Linked DNA regions of Homo sapiens: region 1 is linked to region 2. A link is an interaction called in ENCODE POLR2A ChIA-PET data of the cell type or tissue named here. Cell type or tissue: PC-9. All regions are shown on one strand. Region 1 overlaps PDE1A (phosphodiesterase 1A). Region 2 overlaps NCKAP1 (NCK associated protein 1).

The links. Peaks named below come from ENCODE experiments on the same cell type or tissue, not always from the same donor. Only the 100,000 strongest peaks of a DNase experiment are listed, where the experiment ranks them.
Region 1: POLR2A ChIA-PET joins it to region 2 with 10 read pairs; 2 of 35 experiments call an interaction of 5 or more read pairs at or near these places.

The regions. Positions count from the first base shown.
Region 1 is chr2:182,190,311-182,198,310 of GRCh38, reverse strand. The region is part of intron 10 of PDE1A (phosphodiesterase 1A); the gene reads left to right. Among named protein-coding and RNA genes, the nearest start is that of PPP1R1C, 210 kb to the right of the region's middle. In PC-9, no CTCF peak of the experiment used is centred here; no DNase peak of the experiment used is centred here.
Region 2 is chr2:182,945,931-182,953,930 of GRCh38, reverse strand. NCKAP1 (NCK associated protein 1) reads left to right here. Exons shown (of 31, transcript NM_013436.5): 21 at 600-818; 22 at 1,008-1,138; 23 at 1,429-1,526. Among named protein-coding and RNA genes, the nearest start is that of FRZB, 83 kb to the right of the region's middle. RefSeq lists an enhancer at 3,829-4,328. In PC-9, no CTCF peak of the experiment used is centred here; a DNase peak (open chromatin) is centred at 4,210; H3K27ac peaks cover 2,528 bases.

The sequences.
Region 1 (8,000 bases), 760 kb after region 2:
AAACATGAGCATCTGCATAGAAAACCTCAAGAGATCTACAAAAGGCTACTTACTAGAATTAATAAATGAGTTTATTAGTTGTAGAATCAATTGTGTTTCTGTATGCAAGCTGCAAACAATTTGAAAATAAAAATTGAAAACAGTATGCTTTATAACAGCATAAAATAATAAAATTTTGGGGGAAACCTTTAATTAAATGTATATGAAACCTCCACACTGCAAACCACAAAACATTTTTGAGAGAAATTTTAAGACCTATATAAATGGAGAGATATGTTAATGACTGAAAGACTCAATATTTCTAAGATGTCAATTCTTACAAATTTTTAATAAATTTAGCATAATCTTTATCAGAAATTGTAACAGGCTTATTTGTAGAAGTTGAAAGGCTGATTCTAAAATCTGTATAGAAATATAAGAGTCTAAGGCAGCTAAAACAATTTTGAAAAAGATTAAAGAAGTTGGAGGACTTACACTTCCTCCTTATGTGAGTTAGTATAAAGCTACAGTGATCAAGGCACTGTGTTATTGGCATAGGGCATAGGGCTAGGCAAATAGATCATTAAAATAGAGGAGTGATTTCAGAAACAGGCTCATATATATAATGTCATGTGATCTTTACAAAGGCACCAAAACAACTACATGGGGAAAGGAAAGTCTTTCCACAAAAGGAAATGGAACAGCAATTAGTGAATGTATGGGAAGAAAAGGAAACTTGTCCCCTACCTACACCTTAACACAAAAACTAATTCAAAATTAAGGAGTTTAAGACAAAACCTAAAACTATAAAGATCTTAGAGGAAAACGCAAGAGAAGATCTCTCTAATCTCGGGGGTAGGTAAATATTTCTTAGAGAAGACACATAAAGCATTACCCATAAAAGAAAAAAAAAATGAAGTGGAAAAAAGCAAAACTCAAAACTTCTGATCTTCCAAAGGCACTACTAAGAAAATGCAAACCATAGACTGAGAGAAAATATTTGTACTACAAATATCTGTCCAAGGACTTGTGTCCAATTGCATATAGAACTCCAACAAATCAATAGTAAAAAGAAAATCAGGCCAATTTGAATGGATATTTTATAAAAGGAAATGTACAAGTAGGTAATACTTACATACAAGTATGTTCATTTTCTTTACTTATCAAAGAATTATAAATTAAACCATAATGAAATATCATATAGCCCCATGAGAATGACTAAAATTAAAATAATTGAAAATATAAGGTGTTACCAAAAATGAGGAACAACTGGAGGTATCATACATACATCACAGGTGGGAGGATAAATTATTACAATCACTCTGGAAAACTACTGGATATCATCTACTGAAGTTAATATGAAGGGATAGTTAATATCCCTTAGGACCCAGCACTTTTACCCCTAGATAAATGAGTATTTATGCCCACCAAATGTCTTATATAGGAGTAGTCATTATACTACTACTTAAAAAAACTCAATGCTAGAAACAGTCCAAATATTCATCAAAAATAGAAATGGATAAAAAATAAATCATGGTACAGTCATACAATGGAATATCCAGCAACAATGAAAAATAGACTAATGATACAAATGACAATAAATCTCAAAATAATACTATAAACCAATTTATATGAAGTTCAAAAATTGGCAAAATTAATATATGGTGATAGAAATCAGAACAGTAGGTGCCTATATGGGTTAGGATTCCTTGGACGAGGTTAAGGCAACTTTCTGGGGGTAATGGAAATGCTCTATATCTTAATCAAGTATTATACAAGTGTTCCTGTTTATACCCTTCAGATTTGCCCATAAATTTCCCTTTAATTTTTTTTAAAAAGAGTATATCATAATGAAGGTAGCTCATCTCTGACTTAAAGAAGACCCTAAAAAAATTACTGTGGGAAAAAACAAAACTAAAATCCCAGAGACTCCTGAAGATTACCATTAGATCTCCAAATAATATCACGATTTGTATTATCCTTTTGTTTTACTGATTTCAAAACAGACAAAGAATACCTGACAGGATCATGAGATTAGTAAATTCAATGAAATTGAGTTCAGATCTGTTGAAAGTTCACCAATTTCTGGATTTTTAAAAGTAAACGATTTTCAAATCCCCTTCAGAAACATATGCAGCAAAACAGAAAAATGTGGAGCTAAAGGTCAAAATAATTAAGTTTATACTGCCAACAAATATGTCTTTCAAGCAAAACAAGTTTTTCTTTGTGAAACTTAAACTGAAATATGATATTAATTCCAACAGGTAAAATGTTTTCTTGCATTGAACTAACTAAATAAATCCCATATTACTCTCACTTATTCTTAGTCATACTGCATAATGTACACCTTTGGAGGTAAATAAGCAATGAACCTGAAACTCCTTGCTGTATGCATTTCTCTGATTTGACATAAGATATTGAACTGTGTCTATGTATCTATGCATATGTCCTAGAAATTAGCAGGACTGCAGTGGTTCTTGTATGTTTTATTTTTGTTCATCCTCACATAGCCATCTGTAAAACTGTCACTTTGTCAGACCCACAGTACTGATACCATTCTGCTCTGCATTTAGCCAAGGTGACTGGGTTTTTCATCTCGGACAGTGAAAACAGCACTTTTACAAAGCAATTTGCAAATATATGTCTTCATTCCTTTGGAAGGTACTAAGAAGCTAAATACTGTGTCTTAAATTCCACTGGCTGTGCTAGAGATTTTGAGGTAAATCAAAAGAGGTCTGTCCAGAGCTCATCATGGTGCTCAGCTACAGTTTAAATGTAAACATCTTGTGTTTCTTGTTAAAGACTGTATTTTATGTACATTGGTCAAACATAAGAAGCCTAATAATGCAAATTAGAGAGATAATTGGACTTGACTTCAGAAAACTCAAGGGTAGGCCCTAGCTTCTCATTCTTCCAGGAGTGGGAGACATGAGTCTTCCCCTTCCTGTCTCTATACACCTTCTTACCTTTTCCCATCCTGCCTACTTCCCAGGATGATTGTGAGGAGCAAAGTGATAGAACAAAAGTAAGAGGGCTTCAAATGTGAGGAATTGGTGGTATTTGTTATCCTGCTAGTCTATTTTAAGCTTTATACTTTCCGAGGCAAAGTATCAGTATACTACACCATTGCTTATGAAGTATTTTGTTGTTTGATAGTTACTTAACGCTGAATTTCTAAAGATCTGGGCACAATTTAAAAGCACATTTCCAACACAATCATCAAGTTTAAAAAGTAACCAATTAAGAGAAGTATTTTCCTTTTTGATCTGCAGAATGTAATGCTAGACTTGCAATTCCTTCTATTGGTTTTGAACAAAATTAGAGCCTGGATAGAAATTCAAAAAATCAGAAAAGTAGCAAAGGAAAGAGCTGATTTTTAGAATTTTTCAAGAGCAACCTTTCAAGAAAGGTTCGTGTGTGTGTGTGTGTGTGTGTGTGTGTGTGTGTGTGAATATTTCAGAAAAATGCAGAGAAATTTTGTGATGTGTTAACTTCTAAATCATTTTCTTATTAGTTTGTCTACCGAACTCATTTTATTTAACAAATGGACTCAGACACTAAGAATTTTTTAAATGCTGTATATTTCTGGAAGACAAGCTATTTGTATTATTCTTAAAAATCCCATCAACGTTATCCCATTCTTTAGTGCTACTACTTTAGTTTCACCCTCTAAAGCCGTGAGAAACTAGCCAGAGATCAGAATTGTATCCAGAATTTGCAGTCTTGAGAAACGCTGATTTCTGACTCTTGAATAAGCTGCTAATGGTAAAAGGCAGTAGAGCGAGTTCTCATTTCCAAGGCATTTTCGCAACAAGCCTGTGATATTTATTAATACAATTAATGTCTCCTCGAGTTTTCATGCAGATCAACACACCTACTGACAGTAATGGGTAGATTTGGAGGATGCTGCTTTATTTTAACTATGACTGATAGGAGAGAGAGATCAATATCAGCCAAAAAAGTAATCATTGGTAAAAGAAGACAGGTTTTTGCTTTTTATTCTCCTCTTGAACACACATGTCAGGTTGGCAAGATAAGAAGTCAATGCAGTTAATTTTTTTACAAAAATAGTTACTTCCATCAAAATGTGTTTGTATTTTAAACTAAATAACAATAACTACGTGGATTTTTCCCTTCTTCAACTAGCTGTTTTGTGACACATGAAAAAAATCTATATTTGAACAAAATCTGCATTTATTAATCATTATTACCTTGTTAGCCAAGAAGAAAAAAATAATTAGAAATGCAAGTTATTTGGAAGGAAAGGTCAAAATGTTTACTTTACCTTGAATTGTATACAGTCAGGCCTCTCTATTTTTAAATGTTGCTAGAAGTAGTATAAAGTGTGTTATTTCAAAATAAATTTCATTGTCCATAGTAATACAAATGTACTTAGTCCATTCTCAGCCAAGGATCTGGCTTTTCAAAAAAATCATAAACATAACCCCTAAAATTGCAGAAATGAAAAGAACTGTAGCTATGAGCCAAGATAACTTTAAATGTAAAAAAGTAAAGCTTTTAGTTTCAAGAGCCATAAAAGTACTATAAACACCGATTACACCAGGGGTTCTAATATTCCATAAAATATTTATAACATTCACAGAAATATAGTTATATCAGACCAATATTTTACTGAAAGTGAATGTATTAGTTGCTGTAATTATTAAATGCTTAAATGTTTTTCGTGGCGTTCTTCGAATTTAGAAGGGCCCATTTGTAGAAGTAAAGAAGGGTCATTAGAGGGCCTAAATTCCTTAAATTTTCCAAATAAGGCTAGATTAGTGCATGCTCCTCTCCTCTCCCAATCAAATTCTCTATAGAACCAGTGGTCTCTCAGATTTCACCCTCAGCCTTAGAATGTCTCCAAAGGCTGTCCTTAGGAGGAGTGTCTCCTAAGCCCCTGTCCCTGTGGTCAGGGGATTCCTGCATATTTGTTATCGACGTTGCTTCTTTCTCCAAAATTGAAGTTTCAATGAAGAGTTTTCTCAAGATTTCTATACTTTACCCTGTCTTATCTTCTTCATTAAAACAAAACAAAACAAAACTGGCCAGGCGCGGTGGCTCACGCCTGTAATACCAACACTTTGGGAGGCTGGAGCAGACGGATCACAAGGTCAGGAGTTCGAGACCAACCTGGCCAATATGGTGAAACCCTGTCTCTACTAAAAATACAAAAATTAGCTGGGCATGGTGGCAGGTGCCTGTAGTCCCATCTACTCGGGAGGCTGAGGCAGGAGAATCGCTTGAACCCAGGAGGCGGAGGTTGCAGTGAGCCGATACCATGCTACTGCACTCCAGCCTGGGCGACAGAGTGAGACTCCTCTCAAGAAAAAAAGAAAAACAAAAACAAAGCAAAACTATAGAAATTTTTTTGGTTTCAGAGAAATGCAAAAAACAAACAACAACAACAAAAAGGTGCTGTTAGGTCAATGGATTTCATACCTTATTAATGGCTGTCAGAGCACTTTACAATGGTAGGAAGGCATTTAAAAACAATTACTAGTTCTCTTACAGACTTTCAGAGAAGAAACCTGAAGGATCTCCAGGGAATTGTAAAGACAGGTATAAGCTGTGGGGCCTGAGAACCTCAGGCTGCCTTGAGTTTCCATTTCTATGGGACTAGTTTTTCTACTTACTCCTCATTTTTAAAAGTGTATTTTGGCCCCCTGAAGGCAGCATCCTCAAATGACAGCGAAACCTCTAAGAAAAATATAAATTCTTCTTTCACAATGCTTATTGCGATGACCTCTGCTTTTACCTTGATGGAAAATAAATATTCCTTATCCTGGGACAGAATGAGGAAATTATAAAGGTGGCCAAATCTATACTCAGAGATTCTAACATTCTCTTTATACAAAGTTCTAGTTCCTTCATAGTTTACCTACAGGGCCCCCTACTAATCTTGCACTCATGGCCTTTATTCACCCTAAAGAGTAAATAATACTTTGAAATATTTATAAATAAATTAAATAATTAATGTACTTTAGCATTCAATGTGCTTTGACAGTGAAAATTTAATATTCTAAATTAATTGTGAGGTACAGGAAGCAAATAGAATATAAAATCTCTTGCTCCATCTGTAGGAAGGTCATCCCTGCATATATCTGTCAAATGCCTAAGCCCTATAGGAAATATGTTGCCATTCAACATTCTATAAAATTTAGCTCAAGAAAGTGGCTGGGCACAGTGGCTCACGCCAGTAATCCTAGCACTCTGGGAGGCTGAGGCAGAGGGACTACCTGAGGTCAGGAGTTCGAGACCACCTTGGCCAACATGGTGAAACCCCATCTCTACTAAAAATATAAAAAATTAGCTCAGCATGGTGGCAGGCGCCTGAAATCCCAGCTACTTGGGAGGCTAAGGCAGGAGAATTGCTTGAACCTGGGAGGCAGAGGTTACAGTGAACCAAGATTGCGCCATTGCACTCCAGCCTGGGCAACAAGAGCGAAACTGTCTCAAAAAAAATAAAAAAATAAAAAAAAAAAGAAAGTAAATCATCATAATGCCTTTCTCAGGCCAAAGTTATCATTTTGGGGCCAAAGAGCTTGTACCACAGAGTATAAAAATACATCTATTACATTTGTGTCCTTAAATACCAGATAGCAGCATCTTGACAAAAAAAAAAAAAAAGTTAAATATAGCTTAGCAGCATTTAATAGATACAATCTTATAATATTTAGGGTGGTGCAAAAATAATTGTGGTTTTTGCAATTTTAATTGCAAAAGATACAGCTGACTGTATCTTCTGATTCTAAGACTACTGACAATTTTAATTGCAAAAACCACAATTACTTTTGCACCAACCTAACAAATACACAAAAGAATAAAACGCAGTTGTATCAGCATATGTTAAATAAGCATCTCTAATATCAGGTTCCCAAAAGCCTATCGGTAGCTTTATTTCTATTTTATTTCATCAATAGTAATATTAGTATTTATATTTTAACATAAATGATTGATGACATTATTCTTGCACCTTATCCTCAACATGTTAGAAACCAAATCAATAATAGTATTCAAATCTTTCCCCCACCCAGATCATCTGGTTTCCATTAGTGGCATCAACAGACTCCTCCTTTCCATTCGCACTGGAAGCCAAGGAGTCATCCTCAACTCACCCCAAGTCATCTCTCATACTGCAGACAAACTAATCTTTCAAAAGTGGAAATCCTTTCTTGTCAATTCCTTGCTAGGAAAAAAGAGGGAGAAAAAGATGATCCCTCTCTATTACATGCTAAATTAAGCACTACTTCAATTTCCTGTGTTTTAAAACTATTCAATGTATGCATTAGACATCATAAATACCTTTAATTTGTACATATTGCATTCATGTTGTTGCTATTCTAAATTATGGATTTTTTTTTCTTTTTTTTGGGGGGATGGAGTCTTGCTCTGTCACCCAGGCTGGAGTGCAGTGGTGCAATCTCGGCTCACTGCAACCTCTACCTCTTGGGTTCAAGTGATTCCCCTGCCTCAGCCTCCTGAGTAGCTGGGACTGCAGGCACATGCCACCACACCTAGGTAATTTTTGTATTTATAGTAGAGACGGTGTTTCACCATGTTGGCCAGGATGGTCTCAATCTCCTGACTTCGTGATCCATCTGCCTCAGCTTCCCAAAGTGCTGGGATTACATGTGTGAGCCACCGTGCCTGACCTAAATTATGTTTCTTATTAGCTAAACTTAATGACTACTAAGTGTCAGGCACTGTCTTTATGCTTCATATAAATAATCTTAGATAACTTCAGGATAGATACTATTACATCTATTATATTTTATCCCTAAAACAAGTAAATCAAGATCACAAAATTAGGTAACAGATAAGGAGAATTCATTTCAGCAAAGGCTGTGCTGTGTCTGAAGTAACAGCAATAACCCCTAGACAGCAGCGATTCAGCTGACTGTATCTTCTGACTCTAAGACTAGTGGCATTAATAATTCCCTTCCATCTGTCCTTTAAGCTGAGTATAAATCACAATTTCAAATGGAAATAGTGTTATTATTATCCAGAGGAATTAGGGG
Region 2 (8,000 bases):
CTTACCATGTTAAAGCAATTTGTAAAACCCTCTTTATACTTAAATCACTTTTGTTACTGGTATACTTAGAATGTTTTTAATCATTTTATTCACATTTCGTTGTAGTTTTTAAGTTTTCTTTTTTCTTTTTTTTTTAAGACAGTCTCACTCTGTTGCCCAGGCTGGAGTGCAGTGGTGCAATCTCAGCTCACTGCAACCTCTGCCTGCTGGGTTCAAGCGATTCTCCTGTCTCAACCTCCCAAGTAGCCAGGATTACAGGCATGTGCCAGGCCCAGCTAATTTTTGTATTTTTAGTGGAGACAAGGATTCACCATGTTGGCCAGGATGGTCTCGAACTCCTGACTTCAAGTCATCTGCCCGCCTCGTCCTCCCAAAATGCTGGGATTACAATAGGCGTGAACCACCATGCCCGGCCTTCATTCTTTTTTTACGCTGTTTCCTGGGAAGATAATGACAGTAATTTTACAGCTTTGTAATAAATTATTTTTAAAGTTAATTTTATTGCTTGTTTAATATTAGATAACAGTAGGTTGAGTGGTTTATTTTACATGAATGGAAAAGTCAGAGGCTTTTCTTATTCTTCTATCCCTTCTTCCCAGGTCAATTGTTGGGATGACTATGTATAATCAAGCCACACAGGAAATTGCAAAACCTTCAGAACTTCTAACAAGTGTAAGAGCATACATGACCGTACTCCAGTCAATAGAAAACTATGTGCAGATTGATATTACAAGAGTATTTAATAATGTGCTTCTTCAACAAACACAACATTTAGACAGTCATGGAGAGCCAACCATTACAAGTCTATACACAAATTGGTAAGGAATGCATTTAGAAATTTGTAGTAGCGGAAAATTTGTAATGAAGTACTTAGGAAAATTAATTTTTTTGTGAATAAGTACTTATTCATATTATCAGTCAACTTAAAATTATATGCAGGAATGTATATCATGATACATTCTGAATTAAGCAGTTTCTTCCGGTTATAAGTTTACGTTTCTCCTTAGGTATTTGGAAACTTTGTTACGACAAGTCAGCAATGGCCATATAGCATATTTTCCTGCAATGAAAGCGTTTGTGAACTTACCTACAGAAAATGAATTAACATTCAATGCAGAGGAATATTCTGACATATCAGGTGAATAGTACTATACCACAGTTTAGAGAATGAAGAACACTTAATTCTTTTGCTAGTGTCTTGATTCTTTAGACTTTTGATTCTGTTGTGACTATTTCATTCAATTATATGCGTAACTGCATATTGTATCTTAGAATTACTTTTGCATTTTGTATTCTCTCTTTCACTCTAGAGACTTTTATCAGGATTTTACATTAGTTTTTATAATGAGATGTTGTATTGTGTTAATGTTCATTTTCTTAAAGTATTTGCTCTGTCGGAAGTATAAAATTAAGTATGTTTTCTTTCAGAAATGAGGTCATTATCAGAACTACTAGGCCCATATGGTATGAAGTTTCTAAGTGAAAGCCTTATGTGGCATATTTCATCACAAGTTGCTGAACTTAAGGTAATATAGTCTTTATTAATTTTAGCTTTTAAACATTAATTCCTGAAAAACATTTCAGGGATATGAGCAACAAGCCTACAATGTTAATTATTTTAATCCAACATGAAAGTACTAATATGAAAATGAAAATTAAATAGCTAGCAAGGCCTTTTTATGGCATCTTAGTTTAGTTTTCTCTATTTTGTAGGTGAGAAAATGGAAAGCGAAAATAGGTGAATTGACTTGGTAAAGGGGACAGAACCTCAGAGTCTTTGGCTTGTGGTCAGGCCTTCATAGTATTGAATCATGATGTTTTCTTTGAAATACCAGCTTCAAAATTCCAGCCAAAGTTAACAATTTGTTCACACTTGCGGTTTGAATGTATTTGCTTTCCATAGATTATAATACAAAAATTACTGGGCTTATTGCTTTTTCTTAGGTAATCTTTTAAATTATCTTATGCCCTCTAAGTTGAATGAAAAATGCCTTCAGAATGCTTAATGTTTCAGTAAAGATGTAAAGGAACTGAAGCAACAACATTTTAAATACCTTTTTATTAGCCTTTTAGAAATATCCTACAGCTACGGTGATTTATATTAAACGAATCTGTATATATAATAACTATGTAGTTTTTGAAAGAATTTGAACTTGGGCCACCAAAACTTTTGAACTTACAAGCAGAATAGAGAAATCATGTTTTAAAATAAACATTTTCTTCGTAAAAGCTTTTTGGTGGTTACTTGAGTCTTGATATTTTAGTTTTTGTTTGTTTGTTTTTTTTTTTTTTTTGAGATGGAGTCTCACTGTGTTGCCCAGGCTGCAGTACAGTGGCACAATCTCAACTCACTGCAACTTCCACCTCCGAAGTAGCTGGGACTACAGGCACGCACCACCAAGCCTGGCTTATTTTTGTATTTTTAGTAGAGACGGTGTTTCACCGTGTTGGCCAGGCTGGTCTCGAACTCCTGACCTCAAGAGATCCACCCACCTCGGCCTCCCAAAGTGCTGGGATTACAGGCATGAGCCACCGTGCCTGGCCAATTTTTAGTTTCTTAAGAAAATGATAGACGGTAGTGGTAAGTAGCTTACAGTTCAGATGTAGCACATAGAGTTCTAAATGTGGTTAATCTGATTTACTGAAAATTGAGCAAATATATAGAACAAGTTAATTTCCACAAACTTAATAGTATTTTGCTGAGTGAATAAATAGCAAGAGTCAGTGTGACTAAAAGCTTAGTATAATCAAAGATTTAAGGAGAGGCAATATTACCCATTGGTTAAGAACTCAAGCTTTCAGCCAGGCGTGGTGGCTCATGCCTGTAATCCAGCACTTTGGGAGGCCGAGGTGGGGGATTGCCTGAAGTTAGGAGTTCAAGACCAGCCTGGCCAACATGGTGAAATCCCCCCTCTACTGAAAATACAAAAATTAGCTGGGTGTGGTGGTGGGCACTTGTAATCCCAGCTACTAGGGAGGCTGAGGCAGGAGAATCACTTGAACCCGGGAGGCGGAGGTTGCAGTAAGCTGAGATCACACCACTGCACTCAAGCCTGCATGACAGAGTGAGACTCTGTCTCAAAAAAAAGAAAAAACTCAAGCTTTCAAGTTAGACTTTCCTGAATTTCAGACCTGTCACTTACAAGCTTTGATTTCGGACAAATGTTTAAGCTTGTACTTTGAGAGAATTTTATGAGATCATGCATGTCAAGCTTTTAGGTACTCAGCATAATGTCTGTTATTTTAGTATTCATTGTATCATTATCCTCTCATTGTTATTTTTAAAGTTTTCTGCAATTATTGTATAAAAGTCAACTTTTAGATGGCTTAAAATATAAAGTTTATAAACTTTATATGGTTGTAAATATACAAACATTGAAATGCTGGTCTTGGTTCTTTACAAGCAGTATCATTCTTATTTATTAGACTAATTCTGCTGTAAATACATAATTTTTTTCTATCCTACTGTTCTCAAATAAGAAATTTCTCATCTCCAATTTTTTTTCTTGTGTTCCTTCAGTATGAGATAATAGAAGAATTATGGCTCTGAAATTTTACTTTAGCCAGCTATTTTTTATTTCAGACTGAATAAACTAGGCACTTCTAGAATTATCTGTATTATTTTTTGCTTTTTTGTTATTTAATTTGATGGATACAGTATCATGGTATGGTAATAAAAATTAGCCTATTTTGAGTCTCTCTGAATTCATTTATATGAACAGTTCCTTAATACTGCAAGGATCTGGCCTTCTGCTTTTCCTTCCTCCTTCACTTTTCTAGCATGGCTGGCCTGATTGCTGTTGTGTCATTTCAAACTACCCTTCACTAAGACATGGTCATAACTTGCCTGTTCGTGACATTCATGTATTTTTCATATGTCACCGTATCAGAATGTCCTTCCTGACCAAGCTTTCTAAAATAGCAAACATCACTTTTTATTCTCTTCATTCAGCTGTATGTGTATCTTAATTGTGACCTCTCATGCAGTGTATTTGTTCATGTCACTCTCACTAGAGTATAAATGCAGTTCTAAACTCTGTTAAAACCTTGCTGCAGACCTAACACATATTAGGCACTTAGTAAATATTTGTTGGATGCAAAAATAAAAATAGCTAGCTTTGTTTGTTTATTTGTTGGAGACAGAGTCTTGCTGTGTCACCCAGGCTGGAGTGCAGTGGTGTGATCATGACTCACTGCCAGCTTGGCCCCCCTGGGCTCAGGCGATTCTGTCACCTCAGCCTCCTGAGTAGCTGGGACTACAGGCATGTGCCAGCAAGTACGGCTAATTTTTTGTAGAGACAGGGTTTCGCCATATTGCCCAAGCTGGTCTCTAACTCCTGGGCTCAAATGGTCCACCCACCTCAGCCTCTTAAAGTGCTGGGATTACAGGCACGAGCCACTGTGCCTGGCCCCAGCTTTCTTAACTCTGTTTTATTCAAGGACTTTTCTAAGATCTTCACTTATCTTATTAACTCCTTTACATCTTTAAAAGAGGTGTTTTCCTTATTTTACAAATTAGGAAAGTGAGGCCAAGAAGGATTAAATAACTTACGCACGCTCACATTTTAGTCAGTGGTGAAACTGAAATTTGAACTCAGTCTGTCTAGCACCACAGATTATGCTAGTACCATGCTACACTGCCTGTAGAGCTGAGAGGGATCTCAGTAGTCATCTAACCTACTCCTATCTGATGAAGGAGCACATGTTGCATTTTTCTAGATGTATTAGCTAGTCTTTTTGAAAATGAGGCCATCTTATCAATTACTGTACATCTCTAGTTTATGTTGATTTAGTATCTAAGTAGTAATTTTTTATTGGTCCTTATTCTTACATCAAGAGGCAGGGATTGCCTTTGACGAGATCACTCTTCACGTATTTAAAAACTGCTTCCCTTCATGTATCATCTTTCTCTTCCTCGTGTGGAATATATTCATATTCAGTCTCTTTGCCATCTTTCTCACTCCTTCCTCTGTACAAACTCTGTTTTTTTTGTTGTCACTCTTAGAGAATAGTGCCCTGAACCAAGAATGAGTTTCAGATAAGGTGTGATGAGTGAGAGTACATTTATCTATTCTGGATACTGTACTTACTGACACAGTTTAAGATAGCATGAACACATTTGGTAGCTATGCCATACTGTTTTCACAATCAACTTGCAATCAGATGAATTGTCTCTTTTTTTCACTTATGCTAACCTTAAACCATGGCTTTCCACATCTTATATTTTGTGAAATTTTTAGACCTGAGTGTATGCTTTGTAGTTTTTCTTAGTAGAGTTTATCTTGTTAGGTATTGTCCATTATTCTAGGGTCTTTTTTTGAGTACAGATTTTATCCTAGTCTTTTAACAATTATTTTATAAACTTAACTATTTTAGCCTTGTCTGTAAGTATGAATGTTATCAAATATATTCTCATTCTTGAGAAGAAATGGAAGGTGCTTATGTTTTAACATTTCTCTCTTATATTTTGGAGTGGCTGTATTCTCGCTCAGATATTAAAATTTAAAGTTAGGGGAATGCGGAACGACTGTAAACAATGTTGACTTTTTAAATATCCTTAACCAAGATGGTTAAGGATGTTAAAACATTTTTTCTTGAAAACTTTTGATGTTAGCTTTCTAGTAATCTCCTATGTGATTCTTTTCTTACTTGACTTTTCATTTTACCTTCATAATAACTTCCATATTTTATTAATGATTTAATATTGTAGTAATATTTTTTGGTATTTGTTTTTACTTTTTTGCTTCTCAAATACTAAATCCTGACTTATTTAAGGATTATGTTTTTCAGAAGGCTTCCTATGAAATATTTATATTTTTAATATTGTGCCTTCATCATTTAGTTCTTCAAAACAAGGTTAATTGTAAGGATTCCATTTTCTGGAATTGTATAATGTTTTATAGTGATTTTGTTTGAGTTCTCTCCTAATAATCCAGATTGTTTAGTATTCAACTACTTGTGTATTATTAAGAACTTGAGAAGGTGTTTATTTGTGACTTTGTTTTCTCAGCCTCTGTGTACTGAGGCATACTTCATACGTATTCTTATATTTTATTACATAAGAAATCCTACAGATCATAATGATGTTTCATATAGATAAATTCAGTGTGTTGTATACTAGTCTGTCTCATTGAAATAAATCTCTAAAAGTTATTCTGTCAGTGATGATTCTAATTTTTTTAGCGTCCTATAAAATTTCCTTAGAATAACCTAATTTTTGAAATTATAGGAACAAAAGAACTTACAGATTTTTGCTTCCAGTATTGGTAGGTAATTCAGACCTCCTTATTTCCAAAGAACAACTTAAAAAGCTGGAGATATATATATATCTCTATAAAATAATCTTCTTTAAAGAAGAACTAAAAAGATAGTGAAGTATTTCTAGGCTGACGCCAAGGAGAACCTGGGAAATCAGAGACATAAGCCCAGCTTTGGAAGCCACTTTTCACCCAGGCATGTGTACTGAAGCAGAAGTAACATTTGTAAAACTAAGCTGAATTCTGGTGGCCTTGTGGAACAAGGGTGTCAGTAGTCAAAAACCTAGAGTAAAGCCTTCTCAAAGTAGGGCATGGGAAGGAAGTCTGCATAATTTCTCCCCAGCCCTCTTTACATAGACACTGTCTAACTTCGGGGTAGGGGTGAACTGGAAATGAGTCACCCCTCCCCAGGATTTGCAGCCCTGTTTATGTTATATGCTTTATCTAAGGCATCTCAATCCTTGGACCTGGATTAATGTGGTCCTAGGTTGGTAGTGCCCCAATGTACTTAGCAGAAGCTAACACAGATCTTCTCTGGAGAAAGATATCCTCATCCTAGGCTTCAGATGATTCCTGCAAATAATTCATCAAGCACATGACCTTCAGCTGGAGAGTGGAAGTCTTTTGGAGATTAGTGCAGGGTGGAGGTAGGAGGTTTTATATATCTGGCAGGCTGCCATGATTAAATTATTGTCTTGTTTTCAGCCTCAAGCCTTCCTTTCTGTGCCATTGCCTTCAATTTCTGATCCCTTCCTCCTTTCCTCCCTCTTGAGGTGTGATTTAACTTGCTTCTGCATTTTATCTCCATTATAAGAACTTGCTAATCAAATTTCTCACCTCTCCTTATTCTTTGCTCTAGTTTCCATCTTCCAGGAATTTGTTGACTTTTCTCCTTTGATCTTGTTTTTTCTGCTGTTTCCTTTTTTTTTTTTTTGGTAGGTTTATGCCTTTATTTTTTTACCTCTGACTTGAGTGGATTTCTGAAAGGAGCAGTTTTAGACATTTAAAATTCTCTACATTTAATCAGCACTTCTACATAGTTTACATACTTGTTTGAGCATTTTTTTTTTCTTTCCAACTTCTATTTTACGTTCAGGGGTGCATGTGCAGGTTTGTTATATGGGCGAATGACATGTCATGGGTTTGGCACACAGATTATTTTGTCACCTAGGTAGTAAGCATAAGTACCCAATAGGTAGTGTTTTGACCCTTAACCTCCTCCCACCCTCTACCTTCAAGTAGGCCCTGGTGTGTGTCGCTCCTTTTTTTTTTGTAAACAGAGTCTCGCTCTGTCGCCCAGGCTAGGAGTGCAGTGGCGTGATCTCGGCTCACTGCAAGCTCTGCCTCCCAGGTTCACGCCATTCTCCTGGCTCAGCCTCCTGAGTAGTTGGGACTACAGGCGCCGACCGCCACGCCTGGCTAATTTTTTGTATTTTTTAGTAGAGACGGGGTTTCACCGTGTTAGCCAGGATGGTCTCGATCTCCTGACCTCGTGATCCACCCACCTCAGCCTCCCAAAATGCTGAGATTACAGGCGTGAGCCACTGCACTATCTATGTGTACTTGATGTTTAGCTCCCATTTTTAAGTGAAAATGTGAGGTGTTTGGTTTTCTCTTTCTGTGTTAATTCCCTTAGGATAATGGTCTCCAGCTCTATCCATGTTGCTGCAAAGGACATGATCTCATTCTTATTTATGACTGTGTAGTAGTTCATGATATATATGTACCACATTTTCTTTATTG